3 separate regions of the Homo sapiens genome follow, and regions 2 and 3 are each linked to region 1. A link is a loop called in an ENCODE intact Hi-C map of the cell type or tissue named here. Cell type or tissue: Calu3. All regions are shown on one strand. Each heading gives the region's core, and the rest is flanking DNA. Links, peaks and the distances in the headings are about the cores only.

What was found. Peaks named below come from ENCODE experiments on the same cell type or tissue, not always from the same donor. Only the 100,000 strongest peaks of a DNase experiment are listed, where the experiment ranks them.
Region 2: a loop joins it to region 1, with 3 times the contacts of the local background. A loop is called at or near these places in 6 of 110 quality-filtered maps.
Region 3: a loop joins it to region 1, with 2.3 times the contacts of the local background. A loop is called at or near these places in 6 of 110 quality-filtered maps.

The regions. Positions count from the first base shown.
Region 1 is chr7:85,551,042-85,556,631 of GRCh38, forward strand. No RefSeq gene overlaps it. Among named protein-coding and RNA genes, the nearest start is that of LINC00972, 130 kb to the left of the region's middle. In Calu3, for the core only: no CTCF peak of the experiment used is centred there; a DNase peak (open chromatin) is centred at 3,420.
Region 2 is chr7:85,829,655-85,835,244 of GRCh38, forward strand. No RefSeq gene overlaps it. Among named protein-coding and RNA genes, the nearest start is that of LINC00972, 410 kb to the left of the region's middle. In Calu3, for the core only: no CTCF peak of the experiment used is centred there; no DNase peak of the experiment used is centred there.
Region 3 is chr7:85,462,355-85,467,944 of GRCh38, forward strand. The region is part of intron 2 of LINC00972 (long intergenic non-protein coding RNA 972); the gene reads left to right. Among named protein-coding and RNA genes, the nearest start is that of LINC00972, 44 kb to the left of the region's middle. In Calu3, for the core only: no CTCF peak of the experiment used is centred there; no DNase peak of the experiment used is centred there.

The DNA of each region.
Region 1 (5,590 bases), core at 1,993-4,492:
AAAGGAAAGAAAGAAAGGGCGTCCAAATAGAAAGAGAGGAAGTCAAACTATCGCTGTTTGCAGACGACATAATCCTAGAAAATGCCATAGTCTCAGCCAAAAAGTTCCTTAAACAACTTCAGCAAAGTGTCAGGATACAAAATTAATGTGTAAAAAGTCACCAGCATTCCTATACAGCACCAGTCAAGCTGAGAGTCAAATCACAATTAACACACACACTCACACACACACACATAAATATCTAGCAATACAGCTAATGAAGGAAGTGAAATATCTCTACAAGGAGAACTATAAACCACTGATCAAATAAATTAGAGATGACATGAACAAATGAAAAAAAGCATTCCATGCTCATGGATAGGAAGAAACAGTATCTTTAAAATGCACACATGGCTAAAGCAATTTGTAAATTCAATGCTATTTCTATTAAAATTAACATTGACATTCTTCACAGAATTAGAAAAAAAAAACTATTTGAAAATTCAGGTGAAATCAGAAGAGAATCCAAATAACCAAGGCAATACTAAGCAAAAAGAACAAAGCTGGAGTCATCAAGCTACCTAACTTCAAACTATACTACAGGGCTAGAGTAACCAAAACAGCATGGTACTGGTACAAAAACAGACACATAGAACAATGGGACAGAACAGAGAACCCAGAAATAATGCTGCAGACCTATGACTATCTGGTCTTTGATAAATCTTTCAAAAACAAACAATGGGGAAAGGACTTTCTATTTGATAAATGGTGCTGAGAAAACTGGCTAGCCATATGCAGGTGATTAAAACTGGACTCCTTCCTTACCCCATATACAAAAATTAACTCAAGATGAATTAAAGACTTAAATGTAAAAACCAAAAGTACAAGAAACTCTGGAAGATAATCTAGGCAATACCATTTTGGATACAGGAACGAGCAAAGATTTAATGATGAAGACAACAAAAGCAAATGCAACAGAAGCAAAAATTTAAAAATGGGATCTAATTAAAGAGTTCTGCACAACAAAGGAAGATGTCAACAGAGTTAACAGGAAACCTACAAATGGGAGAAAATTTTTGCAAACTATGCATCTGACAAAGTTCTAATATCCAGCATCTATGAGGAACTTAAGCAAATTTACAAGAGAAAAACAACACCATTTAAAAGTGGCCAAAGGACATGTATAGACACTTTATAAGAAGACATACATGTAGCCAACTATCATATAAAAAAAGCTCAACATCAATGATCATTAGGGAAATGCATATCAAAACCCCAATGGGATACCATCTCACACCAGTCAGAATAGCTATTATTAAAAAGTCAAAAAATAACAGATGATGGCAAGGTTGTGGAGTAAAGAATGCTTATACACGGTTGGTCACAGTGTAAATTAGTTCAACCATTGTGGAAGACAGTGTGGCAATTCCTCAAAGACCTAAAAACGGAAATACCATTCGACCCAGCAATCCCATAACTGGGTATATACCCAAAGAATATAAGTCATTCTATCATAAAGACACATGCAAGCATGTGTTCATTGTAGCACTAGTCACAATATCTAAGACATGGAATCAACCTAAATGTTCATCAATAACAAACTGGATAAAGAAAATATGATACATATATACCATGGAATATTAAGCAGCCATAAAAAAACAAGATCATATCTTTTTGAAGAAACATGGATGGAGCTGGGGGTCATTACCCTTATCAAACTAACACTGAACAGAAAACCAAATACTGCATGTTCTCACTTATAAGTAGGAGCTATATGATGAGAATACATGGACACACAGAAGAGAACAACACACCCTGGGGCCTATTGGATGGTGGAGGATAGGAGGAGGGAGAGGATCAGGAAAAATTGATAAAGAATTCTAGGCTTAATACCTGGGTGACAAAATAATCTGTACAACAAACTCTACATGGCACAAGTTTACCAATATAACAAACCTGAACTTAAAATAAAAGTTAAACTTTAAAAAATGGGCAAATGATGTAAACAGATATTTCTCAAAAGAAGGCATACAAATGGCCAAAAAATATTTACAAAAATACTCAACATCACGAATCATCAGGGAAACGCAATTCAAAACCACAATAAGGTATCATCTCATTCCATTTAGAATAGCTATTATCAAAAAGACAAAAAATGCTGGCAAGGATGCAGAGGAAAGTGAACTCTTATACATTATTGGTGGGAATGAAAACTAGTACAGCCACAATGGAGAACAGTGTGGTAGTTCCTCAAACACCTAGAAACACAGCTACTATATGGCCTTCTTTCTTGAACAGAGGAATCAGTAAGTAAGTTACATGTTTTTTTCAGAATGCTTTGTATCTCAGATTTTCATTGAGGTTAAGAATTCACAAAATATTTATGACTCTAAACTGCAAAATAAATTTTCAGGGAAAATGATAAATTTTTAATGCCACTTTCCTTTTTACTCTCTCCTTGCCTATTTACACAGATGCACACAAGCATATTCATATTTTAAACAAAATATGCAAGATATAATATAAAAACATGCAGGTAAGTACTTTTTCTTAGGAGAAAAAAGGAAAAGGAAACTTTCATAAATTCAGTGTAAATAGCAAGGACCTCCTCCATTGCCACTGCTTCCTCAAGTACTTCTTGCCTTCTCCACACCACTCACCAGTGCTCCATATTTTCAGTCACTGATAGTTACCAACCCTGCCTGGTCTAGAAATCTCTATCACCATTTAGCTGACACATCTTCTGCAAAAGCCATAGTCATGACCAGGGAAACCAGGGAGGGCGAACTACTATGATAAGTGACCTCTGACCTTCATACATAGGTTTTAAAGACAAGAGTGGCAAGATAAAAAAAGAAAAATGTGGAGTTCCATATATACTTCCATATTAAATTTTACAACAAGATTATACTTTCTCCCAGTTGGCTGAAAAAAATATAATTTTATCGTTTAGTAAGTCTTAATAATCTACATTAGAATTTTTTTCTCTGCTTTTATTTTCATCCTTTCTTATTCATGTTTTCAATATAGCCCTGTCTGCTATGGATGGCACAGCATAGCACTGTCTGCATATGTGCAGACTGAAGAACTCCTCAACAAATAATTATTTATGAGAGTGTATCTTAGAAAATCTCATAGTTAAACAGGCTGTATTATCATAAGTGACAGAGAAGTGTCAAGCCAAGGTCAGCCAGTAACTCTGACCTCCCTGGAAAGCTGGACCTTGGCTAGATTTAAGATTTCATGCAGTTCACAAGTGACAACCATATAGTCTTCCTTGAGGGACATGGTAAGATAATAACAAGGAATTTCAAAGCAGTTAGAAACCCATGATTTCCCCTGTAAATAGTGTTTTTAAGTGCATGCACATCTCTTGGTTAGTAATAGCCAGTAACCTGCAAGTTGCATTATTTACGACACACTTTCATATACATACTGCCACCTGCTGGTAACTGTGTAAATATCAGCCCACAAAAAGTCCTAAATCCTGATTTTTCAAAGGACTGGTTGTTTCAAAAGCCCAATGACTCAGCTTTGGATTTTAATCATTCTTTCTGTTAATAATTAGAGAAATGCACTGGTGTCAACACCTAGATTCAAGTGAATACTTATGATGATAATGGAGGCTTTTATACAGGGTTTTGTAGTTTAATTGAATCAACTTTTTGAAACAAAAGCAAGCAATACTAGTGAAATATATGGTCAACTTTTTATAAATACACTGACTAAGTAATTTGTAACAGTCTTTTTATCATTTTTATGACTTAGTTTACAAATTAATTAAAGTTAAAAACATATGACATTCTTAATTATAGCTGCTGTTAATATGGAGGGTGTATTATATCCCAACTACATTAATTATCTCTTTCCATCCTTACAGCAGCATTATGGTGCATTTACTGGAAAATCCCCTTCTTAAAGATGAATTCAAGGACACAAAGCTGATAAGTGGATTATAAATAGATCACTGAATATTGTGAAATATTAGACAACGTCATTGTTAAATTAAACTTGTCCTCCAAACTGGCTGACTTAGAAATTGGAAATTGTGACTTTCTAAAAACAGCAAACATTTTTGTTATTTTGCAATAAATCTAATTGTGATCCTACACTTAATTATAAAGGGCTTTATGTGACGAAAACACACACGACCGGCAGCTATTTAAAAACACAAAATTGAACAATTAAAATACGTAGTCATGATAGTACACACAATCAGTAAAGGCCTAAAATGAAAAATTATGTGGACATTTCAAAAAAGTTATGCAGTATAGATTTAAATTAGGGAGGAAAAAATGTTGAAAACATGTCTAGGATGATGATACCTATGCTATTACCTAATACAAATACAAGAAATCATTTCCAAGTAGATTCTAGTGATTTAATAACTAATAAAACAACAAAGACATTTTAAAAACATATATTTAGAAGACAAAGCAATTTCTAAAAAAGACATATTAATTCATTTTTTGAAAAGACTGTCGCTTAAATTCTGAATGGTGTCCCCTAATGCGTATCCATTTACATAGATTTTAGAGACACAAATGATGTTAGAAGGATGAGAAACCTGATTTGTTTCACCATGCCGCGCTGAAAAGCACAAAGTAAGACTTAATCATATTTATAGTAACCATATGTTTTTTATTTTCTGGGACAGTCAGGATATCATATTTGCTTTTCAATAAAGATGACCAGTTAAATTTATAACTAATATGATTTTATTTTTATGCCTTTAGAGTGATAATAAATATATCACTTAAATAAATACAAAGTACAGTACAAAATGTTTTGCTTTATTGAATGCGCTCAATTTTTATTTGGCCAATATAATTGTTCTTTGTGTTGTTGAGCTGTTTTAGGATAAAGGAATTTGGTTGTATCAAGGAACAAGTATGATTTAGAACCTTGAATTTTCTAGTATGTCCAGATGTACCTCATCTTATGAAATGATGTAAAGAGTGACCAGCTACCTGTAGTCAGGCTTAGGACCAGTGAAATCCTATGCTCTGATTATCCTTTTACCTAGCTCACTAATTTGAAACCCCACCTTTAGATGCCTACTCCTTTATTCAAAGTAAACATAGCTTTATACACTTAAAATTGAATTTCTCTGTAGAAATCTATAGGTATTATGAGTTGTGCATTTAAATAACTTATATTATTTCATATGATCAGGTGTCATAGAATACTGAGAAGACAGTGTGATCCTGAAGGGAGAAGCAGAGGTAAACTTCATCTACCTTACTATTATGCTTATCTACATAATATGATGCTGTTTTTGTTCAAATGGACCTAAGTTAAAGCTCCTTTGTCATGATCTCCAGATGGTTCCATAAACCACATATTGGTAGACTCTAAGATTATTATAATATAAATAAATTCCATGTTAAGAAGATTTTTCTCCTGAATTTTGACATATAAATGAAATAGCTGCACAAGCTTTAAGGCACATTACACATATGTGTTATTTTCTTCTTTTCTCGAAGTTAACTATGACCATGTCCATACATAGCTCATGTTATGTTCTCAAAAGTAAACTCCAAACCACATTTTCAACCTTATGTTGAATGTTTTTCTCTGATTGTTAATTCAACAGACATTTTTTAAAAAT
Region 2 (5,590 bases), core at 1,515-4,014, 280 kb after region 1:
ATGCTATCCCTCCCCCCTCCCCCCACCCCACAACAGTCCCCGGAGTGTGATGTTCCCCTTCCTGTGTCCATGTGTTCTCATTGTTCAATTCCCACCTATGAATGAGAACATGTGGTGTTTGGTTTTTTGTCCTTGTGAAAATGTCTTTAATGGAAACAAAGGCGTAGCTTTGAATGCAAGAGCTGAATAATATGGTTGCAGGTTGTTTGCCCAGAATGAGCATGGTAAAATTAAAGTGAAATATCTGTTCATGTAAAACAATCAGAGAAGGCTACACACTTTTTTCCCCTAGCCCTATTATAGAATATCACATTTTATATCTTTGCACCTGGCAAGAATGAACACTTCCTAGTGAAGCATGCCATCTTGTGGCAAATCTACTAATACAATATACTATGCAACGTTATTAATAAAGCTCAAGATTTAGAGTATATTTGAAATTTTAATGGTGCATTAAAACATGTATAATAAAATCCTGTTTATTCAGAATATTTGAGTAACTGGATGTCCTTGTCAACATTTTAAGTAGCTTAGAGATACCACAGATATTAATATTTATATCTATATGGTACTTTTCAAGGCACTGGAAGTTAACAGTGCAAGTTCTGGAGATGGAGTGTCTAGATTCAAACCACAGCTCAATCATTTTCTAGCTGTACAAGCTTGGGTAAATTAGTTTTTCTTAGGATGCTTCCATTTTCTTACATGCAAAATGGGGATAATTTTAGTAACTACATAAGGTTGAGATGATAAATGCGGCATGTAACAAATTCAGGACAGTGCAAGGCAAAGCTAATCTCTCCTTATATGTGGTAATTATTAATGTTATTATTATCTGTGCCCTAAATTATCTGGGATAGTTATTATAAATGATCTTCATATTGTGAATTAGTGTGCAAGGTTTTTATTTAGAGACTCTGAAGAAAAATATGCAGATAACAATAATATTTAAACAGCTCTAATGGTTCAGAGGCTCCCAGACATTCCTCCAAGCACTTCCCACATAGGAATTTATTTCATCCACACAACAATCCTGCAAAGTAGGTGTGATTATCATCCTAGTTTATCAGTAAGAAAATATAAGCATAGAGAACTGAAGAAACTTTTTGAACGTCCACTTAGCTATAATATTAGAGCCAAGATTTAAACACAGATAATCTGGCACTGTAGCTTATCCTCTTAATATCTTAACCACATATTGTCTCCTGATATAACTTATATTTGGGTAACAAGTAAATATTAGAGAGACACTTAAAGGGCATAAAAATTACTAAATTCTTCCAGAAGTACCAGGTTCTTTAAATCTTGTATATTCCATTCCCACATGGGGCCTCCCTTCTGTATTATCATCTATTCTTTCCTTATTTGATGTTGCTAGACTGTATTTTCAAAATGAATTATTTAAAGGTTTCCTATTACTTTAATTTCCAATTTGAACAATCTAATAATGTATTATGTGTCTGTTTTCTTTTCCTTCTCAGAACATTAAACAAAAATAATAGTTTTTCAACTTTTTTAAAAATACTACATCAGCAAAAACCTTCATTCAAATTTTTCACATTAGACAGTTAATAAATATGTATTGAATAATTTATAATTGAGTAAATGAATGAATACTATATTACTTTATCAAATCAACAACAATATGAAAACCACTACGTATTTAAATAACATCTGAAGGTTCTAAAAGCATGTGCACCATCTTCTCATCTCATTCTCTCAGTGGCACTGAAAGGTTAGCAGAGAAATTAGAATTATCTGTACTTCACAGCTAAGAAAGGACAGTGAAGGCTGTTTGCTTTGTTCATGGTAGTCACAAGGCCAAACCAGGGGAAAATTAGAAGTGAAATGTCAGAGCATACATTCAAAATCATAGTGCAAGACAGTAACTTTATGTTTATCATTATTTCTATTGCAAAATAATAATTCCTTATCAGTGTGTTTGGGAAGTAAGGTGTTGCTAAACAGCTGTTTTCCAACTTTGTTTTGTTGTTGGGGAAATGCTTTTTTTCTGTTCTATTTTATCTTGTATTTTCCTTTTATATGAGAAAAGTCTGCAAAACCCATTCTTCCCTTTCAAAAGAAAAAACAAGTCCCTCAGGAAGGAATTAAAAAAAAAAAAAAAAAAAAAAAAGAGTCTCAGAATGGCCCTTCAAAGTTTGCCTTGAGAGGAAATTGAAAAGTGGGTGGTTAAAGGAGAGTAAATTTTACATTTCCAAACACAGGTCACTTTTATCTTTTTACATTATGTTTTGATCTACAGTGATACTTTAAGAATATACAGAAAAAATGGCTTGTGTGACTGATGTATCAATTACCACAAGGGAATGAACTTTAATGTTACCAGAAGTTCCAAACAGTGGAATGACTGTGTGAAAAGAAAGGGAGGTTTATACATTGGTTCTAAAGAAAGAAAATAACGGGAGAGCATTCCTAAGGTACACTAACTGATGTCAGGATCTCATATAATGTGGAGGTACAGTTGGATATTTCTTGAGATTAGTAAGATTTTCTTCATGCCATTCCTGAATGAAAGATGGAATCAGATCAAGCTGTCGTTTTTATTAATAATGGGTGTATATCTGAACACTTTCTCTTTGACAGGGACTCTTTTGTGGCCTTACTTTATTTTTCTGCATTCTAGCTTTGACCTAAATGTCTCCCCTTCATACTTAGCATCTTTTCTGATGACTGAATGGGACCTCGTAACAGCTCAATTCACTACGTGGGAAATGTTGGCCAATTTTGGAGGGCTTTACGTTACTAAATACAATCCTGGAAACTTTAAGCATTTGAAAAGTCTTTTAAAATGATTACTTACTATTTGGATAGGATACAAAAGTGCCACACATTTCTCACCTCTTCATGAGAAGGACAGACATTAAAATTTAACAAATATTGTTTTTGTGTTTTCTTCCATGATAGAGATAAATGAAAAAAATTAATGATTTATAAATGCTTATTAGCATTGTTCATGAAATCTTTCTAGTAACAGTTCTAATAATCTCTACCCCATGCCTCTTCAATTTCAGATAAAATTTTACCAAGAGATAATATTTTAGTATGCAGTTAGACTTTCATAAATATGTTATTTAAAATTTATGTTTTCCAATAATTTCACTCTAACTGCTGTCAACTGACATTTTTTGACTATAGAAGTAAGTAGAATTATCTTCTTGAACATTTCTGTTGGTTTACTTCTGCATTGACAGTTTCTATACCTGTTTGGAAAAGTGGCAGATAAACCAGTTTACTAAAGAGTTCAGTTAACATTCAGCATATACTGATGGTCAAAAAATTAAATGTTTTAAGGGGAAAAAGGCACAGCTTTTCTGATATATTGTTTCTTACAAATGAACTAAGTAATATGTTCTGCAAATGGGTAGAATTAAGATAACAGCTCTCATGTGTCCAAATATACTTCACTCAAAAAATGATATTATAATTTTCCACTGTTCAGTTTTCATGTTTGTATACTGGAACCAGTAGAGCTATATATTACTTACAGATCACGAAAGCCAAAGGAACACATACTTGCATTTGGTGTGCTTCCAGTGCAAAATGCCTTTGCACTGGAGGAGTTCACACAGAATTGCACAGTATTCATCGGCTCACAAAAATGTAATGTGCCAAATCAGCATAGAAATATCTTGCCAAGACGAACTCAAGACAAAATGTTAGAATGTTTAGTGTGAAACTAAATATTTCAAATATTTTTTTCATGAGCAAAGCAACATCTGTAATTGGAAACTGTATCATCACTGATGATACAAAATGAAAGGATTAAAAAATAAAAGTTTACATTGTTTTAAAATACTATTAACTCAATTAATTAGAGTTAGTAATTCCAAGTGGCTAATGTGGAGATTATTTCCCTTCCTTCTTTCTTTTTTGCTTATTTCATTTGTTTTTGTTTGTTTGTTTTTGGAATACTACTTTAAAATATCCTAGGCATACAGACCTTTCTTTTTTTCACTGATTAAAAGTCATTATTACACAAATACATATTTTGCAATCAACTACATCCCAACTTGCTTTCAGATTTTCTTCTAGCTAGTCTTATATGAGGATCTGTGCAACTGCTCTCCTCCAGTGGAAGTGGACAAAAATAAAATTAAAAATCAACAAACAGCAACAGAATAAAGGATGAAATTGTATGTGTCAACATGACTGGGTCAAGGGATGCTCAGATAACTGGTAAAATATTATTTCTAGGTGTGTCTGTTGAGGTATTTCCAGAAAAGATTAGCATTTAAATCAGTATACTGAGTAAAAAAGACCTGCCTACACTAATGTGGGCAGGTTGAGGTCCTGGATAAAACCAAAAGGTGGAAGAAGAAAGAAATTTCCCTAACACTCCTGAGCTGCAACATTCATCTTCAGCTCTCAGGTATCAGAGCTCCCCACCAATGCACATGTCTTTCCACATCCCCTTCCAGTTTTTAGGCCTTGGGTCTCAAACAGAGAATTACACCATTGGGTCCCCTGGTTCTCAGGCCTATGGACTCAGACTGAATTACGCCACTGGCTATCATGGCTATCCAGCTTGCCTATTGCGAGACTTCTTGGCCTCCATAATTGTGTGAACCAATTTCAATAATAAATGACCTCTCCTCTATCTATCTCTCTATCTTATCTATACTATGGACTCAGACTGAATTACGCCACTGGCTATCATGGCTATCCAGCTTGCCTATTGTGAGACTTCTTGGCCTCCATAATTGTGTGAACCAATTTCAATAATAAATGACCTCTCCTCTATCTATCTCTCTATCTTATCTATATATCCTATTGGTTCTGTTTCTCTGGAGAACCCTAATTTAAACATCTGATTGTGGACCAACCACATCGTCTCTGAAGGATCAAAAGTCACCCTTGTACATAAAGTAAATCATCAAATCTTTGTCATATAAATCAGGATGTCTTTAAATATCTACAAAAAGGTATATGTAAAACACTAAGAACTACAAAATAGATTTGATTGATTAAAATCTTTATCAGTGGTTCTCAAAACATAGTCCTTGGAAAAAAAGCATGAGTATCACTTGAAAGCACTTTAAAAATGCAAATTTTCTAGACTCCTATCAAACCCACTGAATCAGAAGCTTGTGGGCAGAAACCAGAAATCTGTGTTTTATCCAATCACCTAGGTAATTCTCAGATACATTAAAGATTGAGAACTTCTACTCTAAAAATACTACAGCAATGATTTTTTTTTCATTAGTTATCCCTGTATAACTGGAATTTTGGTAAAAAGTCATTACCTTACATGCCTTTGTTTTCCACTTCAGCTCTGGATAGGAAGGACACAAGGAAGTTATCATTTCTGCAAATCTGTTTCTTTCACATTACAGAAATTTATACTGGTTTTAACAATTGTTTTCTAACCAGATTTTTAGGAATTATTAAAATATAATTGCATACTTCAAACAGCCAAAAAGTTTATGTCAAATAATCACTTTTTAATATATACTTAGAATATTTTGAAAAATTCTAACCAGTATTGTGGAGTTATAATTAATTACGGGATGAATTGTATTTTTGGTAAACTTTCCACATGACTTGTTAATTTTGTTAGTGGAAAGGTGTG
Region 3 (5,590 bases), core at 1,515-4,014, 89 kb before region 1:
CTCTCTTATGGCTCATTGAATCTTGATGCTCCATGTGCAGACACCTGAGTATCCCTGGAGGATGACAAAACTTTTTAAATGAGGACTTTACAGACTAATCAACTTGCCAACTGTCAGATATGATTGAGATGATTCTAGACCATTTAGCCTTGGCTGAGCCTGTATAGACAGAAAAAAAAAACTGTCTAAGCAATCTAAAGAATTGTGAAAATAATAAATACTTGTTGTTTTAAGCCAATAAGTTTTGGGGTGGTCTGTTGCACAGCAAAAGATAATTGATACATTCCCTAGCTTTTTTTTATTGTTGTTGCTGTTATTGTAGATACAGATATTTAAGAAAACATAACTAGCACTTTCTGGCATGGGAAAAATACATATGGAAATGTAAAAATATGAATGTTCACACTCTTCAGTAATTCTAAGAGAGCATCTAATTGCTAGGTTCCGAAATAGAATGAAATACCACTGCTCAGTTTACACGACGCAAAACTGGCTCCCGTTGTGTTGCCAGTATTACATGTGAGGAAAATGAGAAGTACAGTTATGTTTATGTTGACACGTCTTCATTTCAAGTTTAAGCATTTGATTTGTTTATACTTTCCCCCATTTCCTTGGTTCAGCTGCACTGTCTGGGTTTTAACAAGCTTCAGTTTTACCTCATTCGGTGAGACAGTGTCTGAGTTTAGGATTAACATTTGTACAGTGAAACATAAATGCTCATGAATTGTATATAATATTTTAGCAAAAGCTTATTTAGTTTTACTGCTTTCACAAATTTTTGGTTTAACCAGCAGCCTTCTATTACTCCCTTACAAATTCAATTTAATGGATGGTAAGAATATAATAGTTGGAATGTCTTCTTTCTAGGTTAATAAGTTTAGTAGGTAGCTGCTCTCTGCTGTGGATTAAATAAAAGTTTCAAATTTTGCTTTATCTTTTTCTGTTTCCCTTTATTCAAAAATCTAACTGCTTCTCTTAACAAATAAATCTAAAAAGTTTAAGTTACTCTGAAATAAGTGCATATCCTGATCGGATTAACTAAAAACAATGCTTGAAAAGTTTTTAAAAAACTACACACAAAGTTCTATGTCACTATAACACCATTTTTCTATCTTGTGTATGTAGGATATTTTTGAAATCTTCTGCTTTCCCTATTTTTGCCCTTCTTCCAGTCTCCTGAAATAAGCTCTCCCTGTCCTCAGGAATTCAGTGATCTAAACAACATAGAGTTAGAAGAAAACTTAGAGGCTTTCTTGAGTCTATATTTAAAATATATTTTACTCCTATTATCAATAAGAAATGTTTTAATAGATATACATATAATATTGATAAAATATTATCATAAATTAATTTTTATTTTCATATTTTCATCAGTGCATGATGATAGTTTTTAATTCTATTTTATTTCATTTCCATTTACTTCTATTATATTATCTTTTTATTTGTTGGGTTTTTTCTTGTTTTGTTTTTGTTTTTAAGTGTTGGTCACTCACTACTAAATTGATTTTGCATTTTAGTATTGGATTTTGACCTATAGGTGGAAATATACTGTCCTACCTTAGAAGGAATAAAATAATTTACATCTTAAGATGCCTGTTATGATAACTATTTCATTCCTTCTCATCTTTCTCTGCTTTTCTCCTAGTAAAGTAGATATCTCTATTCTAACCTCCTTTCGAAGGAGAGGAAATGTTATCTCCACAGACCTCAGGCCCATGGCAGAGCCATCCCATGAATCTTCTATCCTTGGATCTCCTTTTCTTTGATTTCCTGATAATCATAATGACTCTCAAATTGGCTTATAGTTCATTTCATCTTTTTAAAAAAATGTCTTGCCACCTGTCCTTCTTAAGCCACCCTACACACATATACCCTGCTTCCAGCTACTTTTCGGTTTTCTTTTTTAGTTTCATTTTTCTATCCCAGTGGCTCCTGCCCCAAGACTTTGTCTTAGATACTCCTCCTTTTGATCATAGCCCTTATCATCATCATTTTTGTAGAGCCCCAAACACCACTAGGGATAATTTAAAATGGCTGGAATCAAGTATGGTTAGCAAAAATGACTTCCAAAGATGGAGAAATAAAAAATTATTTTGATGAGAAATGGGTCCCTCTACTGGTTTAAAAAATAATGAAGATTTAATTAACTAATTTATGTCCCTTGAATCTTTCTGTCACTTTTCTAGCTAAGCATTGGACAATGATATCAAGTAAATAAATTAAAGTTTGAGAATATATGTCCTTGTTTAGAATTATATCAGGTAATCTCTCATATATGAGCTGAATCCCAGTCTGCTCTACTTCCCAGAATCACTCAGAACTCACTGGAGGGAAGCTCTTGCTTTTCTGCCTCTGGTATCTGCTCAAATGCAGGCACTCTTATGGTTACAAACTTTCCCAGCTTCCACTCTCTCTTATGTTTCTCACCCCAAACCTTTCAATCTATTTTCCCCCTTTCAATCTATTTTCCCCCTGCTTACCTATGTCCATCTTTATGAGAAATGAAGTATGTTATTTTCAAACCCAAAAGTATCCATCCTTGCAGGCACATGCAATTAAAGTGGGGTAGGCGCATTCCTATCATGACTTTCCAGACTTTCAGCTGTAAGATGGGGATGCATTTATACTGTTCAGAGAATCTCACTGTGCTGAGAACCTATATTCTTCTCTTGGGAATCAAATCACTTCCCTTCCTTTTTCCTCACTAACCTCAATTCCCAGTTACTCAGTGTTTATTGATCTCAGCTAGATGTAGATAGAAAAGCAAAGTTCAGGTCATAGGTCTCTGCTAGAGAGCTTTTGCAGTTTTGAAGGTTATCAGATTCACTATATTGCTAATTGGTGGATTTCAACAGGGAGGAAAAAAAAATCAGTCAATGTAGGCTGAGAAAATAGTTAAGTGCCAATAATCTTACTTCACGTTTAATAGTCACCACTTGCCTTCTCTATCTCATCCTTTATTTATCAATATTTATTGATTGATTCATTTTCTAATGGTTATACAATTTATTACTAGAGTCTAATTTTGATTTGATAATTTTTATCACTTATTTATAGCAATATAAATCACATAGTAATCTGCCGTTTTTCACTAAAGCCAACATATGAATTGTATTTGATCCTTTTTATCTGGAGGGCCAGCTGAAATTTTTAATTTTAGAAAACAAAAGCAAAAAGTAGAATCTTTTCTTAAAAAGAAGAGCAGATATATGTCCTTAATTCTGTAAAAACTCAATCAATAGAAGCCAGAAAGTGGTAAGAGCAAACTAATGACAACTGTTGCCAGACAATGTCTCCTTGACAGAATTAGCTACATAAATAATTTGTAAGGTCCCAGTGCAAAATAAAAAGTGGGGCTTCATGTTGAAAAATTACTAAGAATTTCATTATGCCAATAGCAAAACATTGAACTATTCTCAGGGCCCCTCTAGGTATATAGTACTCTTTCCAACTGCACAGGTCATGTATATCCATGAAGAAGACCTTGATTCTAGAACATGTTTTGCAAATGTATACTGAAAGCTACAATCTCCTCCTCATCTGTATCTGTATCTATTGTATTGAGTCTTTTTTTTTTTCTTCACAAGAAGAACTTTTTGGAAGAGTAGTCTAGTTGACTGCTAACAAATTCATTGGGAAACTGCTTATATGTGTGGAAAATAACACAATTAGATTTCTATTTCATACTATTAAGCAAATAATCAGTTCTAGGTGGATTTAAGACTGAAATGTAAAAATTGAAAGTTTTTTTTAATTTGAAAACGATAGATTATGGCTTTAGGCCAGGGAAATGCACTTTAAAGAAGTACAAAAATGTACAAAAACACAAAAGTTGAGATTGATATATTTAACTATATTAAACATTTTAGAAACTAAATTAAAAGACAAATTAAATACATTAAAAAAAGTCAAGGCTATAATGTGAGAAAGTTATCTGTCATACAGATAGCTGGTAATAGGTTACCATCAGAATGTATAAAAAATCCTTTAAAATAGGCAATGACACATTTTAAAAATACTATAAAAAATGAATATACTTGAATGACCGATATATCTATAAAAACATGCTCATTATCAGAACACTTCCAGGTACCATTTTACACCTCATCCTCATCTCCATCAATAGCCTTGGATGTAGTCACAGAACTTCTGAGTCACTAGGGGTAGGGTGGGGCCTTGGAAAGTTAATTTTGAAGAAGCTCTCTGAGGGATTCTGATGAGTACCATGGTTGAAAAATGTTTTCTTGAATTTTAACAGATCCTGGTCCAAAGGAATCAATCATCATAGCCTAAAATTGTAACTTCCACACAGTTTTTCAATCTGTCACTTCCTTTCCATTGCTGTGGTTCAGAGAGGTTTAGAGAGGGACTTTGCTACGTGTAAAGAGGTTGGTCTTAAATGCCAGACAGCAGTATACTCCAGCTGTGCAGGAGGTGCAAGGACCATTAACCCACAACTACATGGAAAGCAAGGAGAATAGTGTTCATGAGTCTCCACCAATGTCTTCTATATTAGGTGACAATCATTTCCTCCAAACCCTTTCTCTCTAAACCCACAGCTCATAGAGAAACTGTATTTCCTGATGTCCACAAGAACCTGTCTCACTTCTTCTTTCATCCTTGATTGATGGAGGGAATAAATCATTCTTCACTTCTAGTGAAAAAGGAGGGAAGAAGTGCTCAGGGAAGGATGCAGCCAGGACATGGATTTTTATTGGACCTGAAAAGATGATTAGTTGCCCTGTAATAGAGCACAGGCGTGTTCTGATAACAGTAACTTCTACATCATTTGAGGCAGAAACAGAAAAACAAACCTTATATAGTGTCTCACAAAAGTACCCTTTAGCTAATCTCTCTAATATATAAAAATCTGTTAATCTGAAGAAATAAGAGATTAAAAGTATATATAAAAATGGGTAAAAGAATGGATAGAACTTACACAGAAAAAATAAATGTACATAAAATATACAAAAATATGCACCATATTATTCTTTATAAAAATGCAGAGATTACTATTACTGGGAAACCGGAAAATTTCAAAAGTTTTACGGTTTATTCTGTAGCTGTGGCTTTTGGAAAGCAGTAACTCTCATGTCTTGCAAAATGGTCAATCTCTATCAAGGAAAATTCCCTTTGATCTATAATCTCACTTTTAGAAATCCACCCTGACAATAGGCCTTCCAGAATACAAAACAACATATTATGATGAATTGTTATAATTTTGTGTTGCCTCGGCATTCATTTTGAATACAAGTTAAACTTTCTGATACCAGAAGCGGGGCTTAGTCATTTTTGACACAATTTCCAGTTCTACACCACACTTACATGACTCAACCTAGCCAAAAAACTTAGATCCATCTCTCCCGCTTCTTTTAAAAGGACAGTCAGGCTTTGCGTGGGAATGTAAAGTGACCCACACCATATTCACTTACATATACCGCTAGTTGCCATGTGCTCTTCTCCCTCTCTGTCTGACTCTTCATTCCTGCCTCCTGTGACCTGGGGACAGAGGACTGCCCTCTTGACTCATTGTGCCTCCCTGCCCAGGATCTGTAAGTGAAAATCTTTGAACTTGTTTCTTATTGTGGTA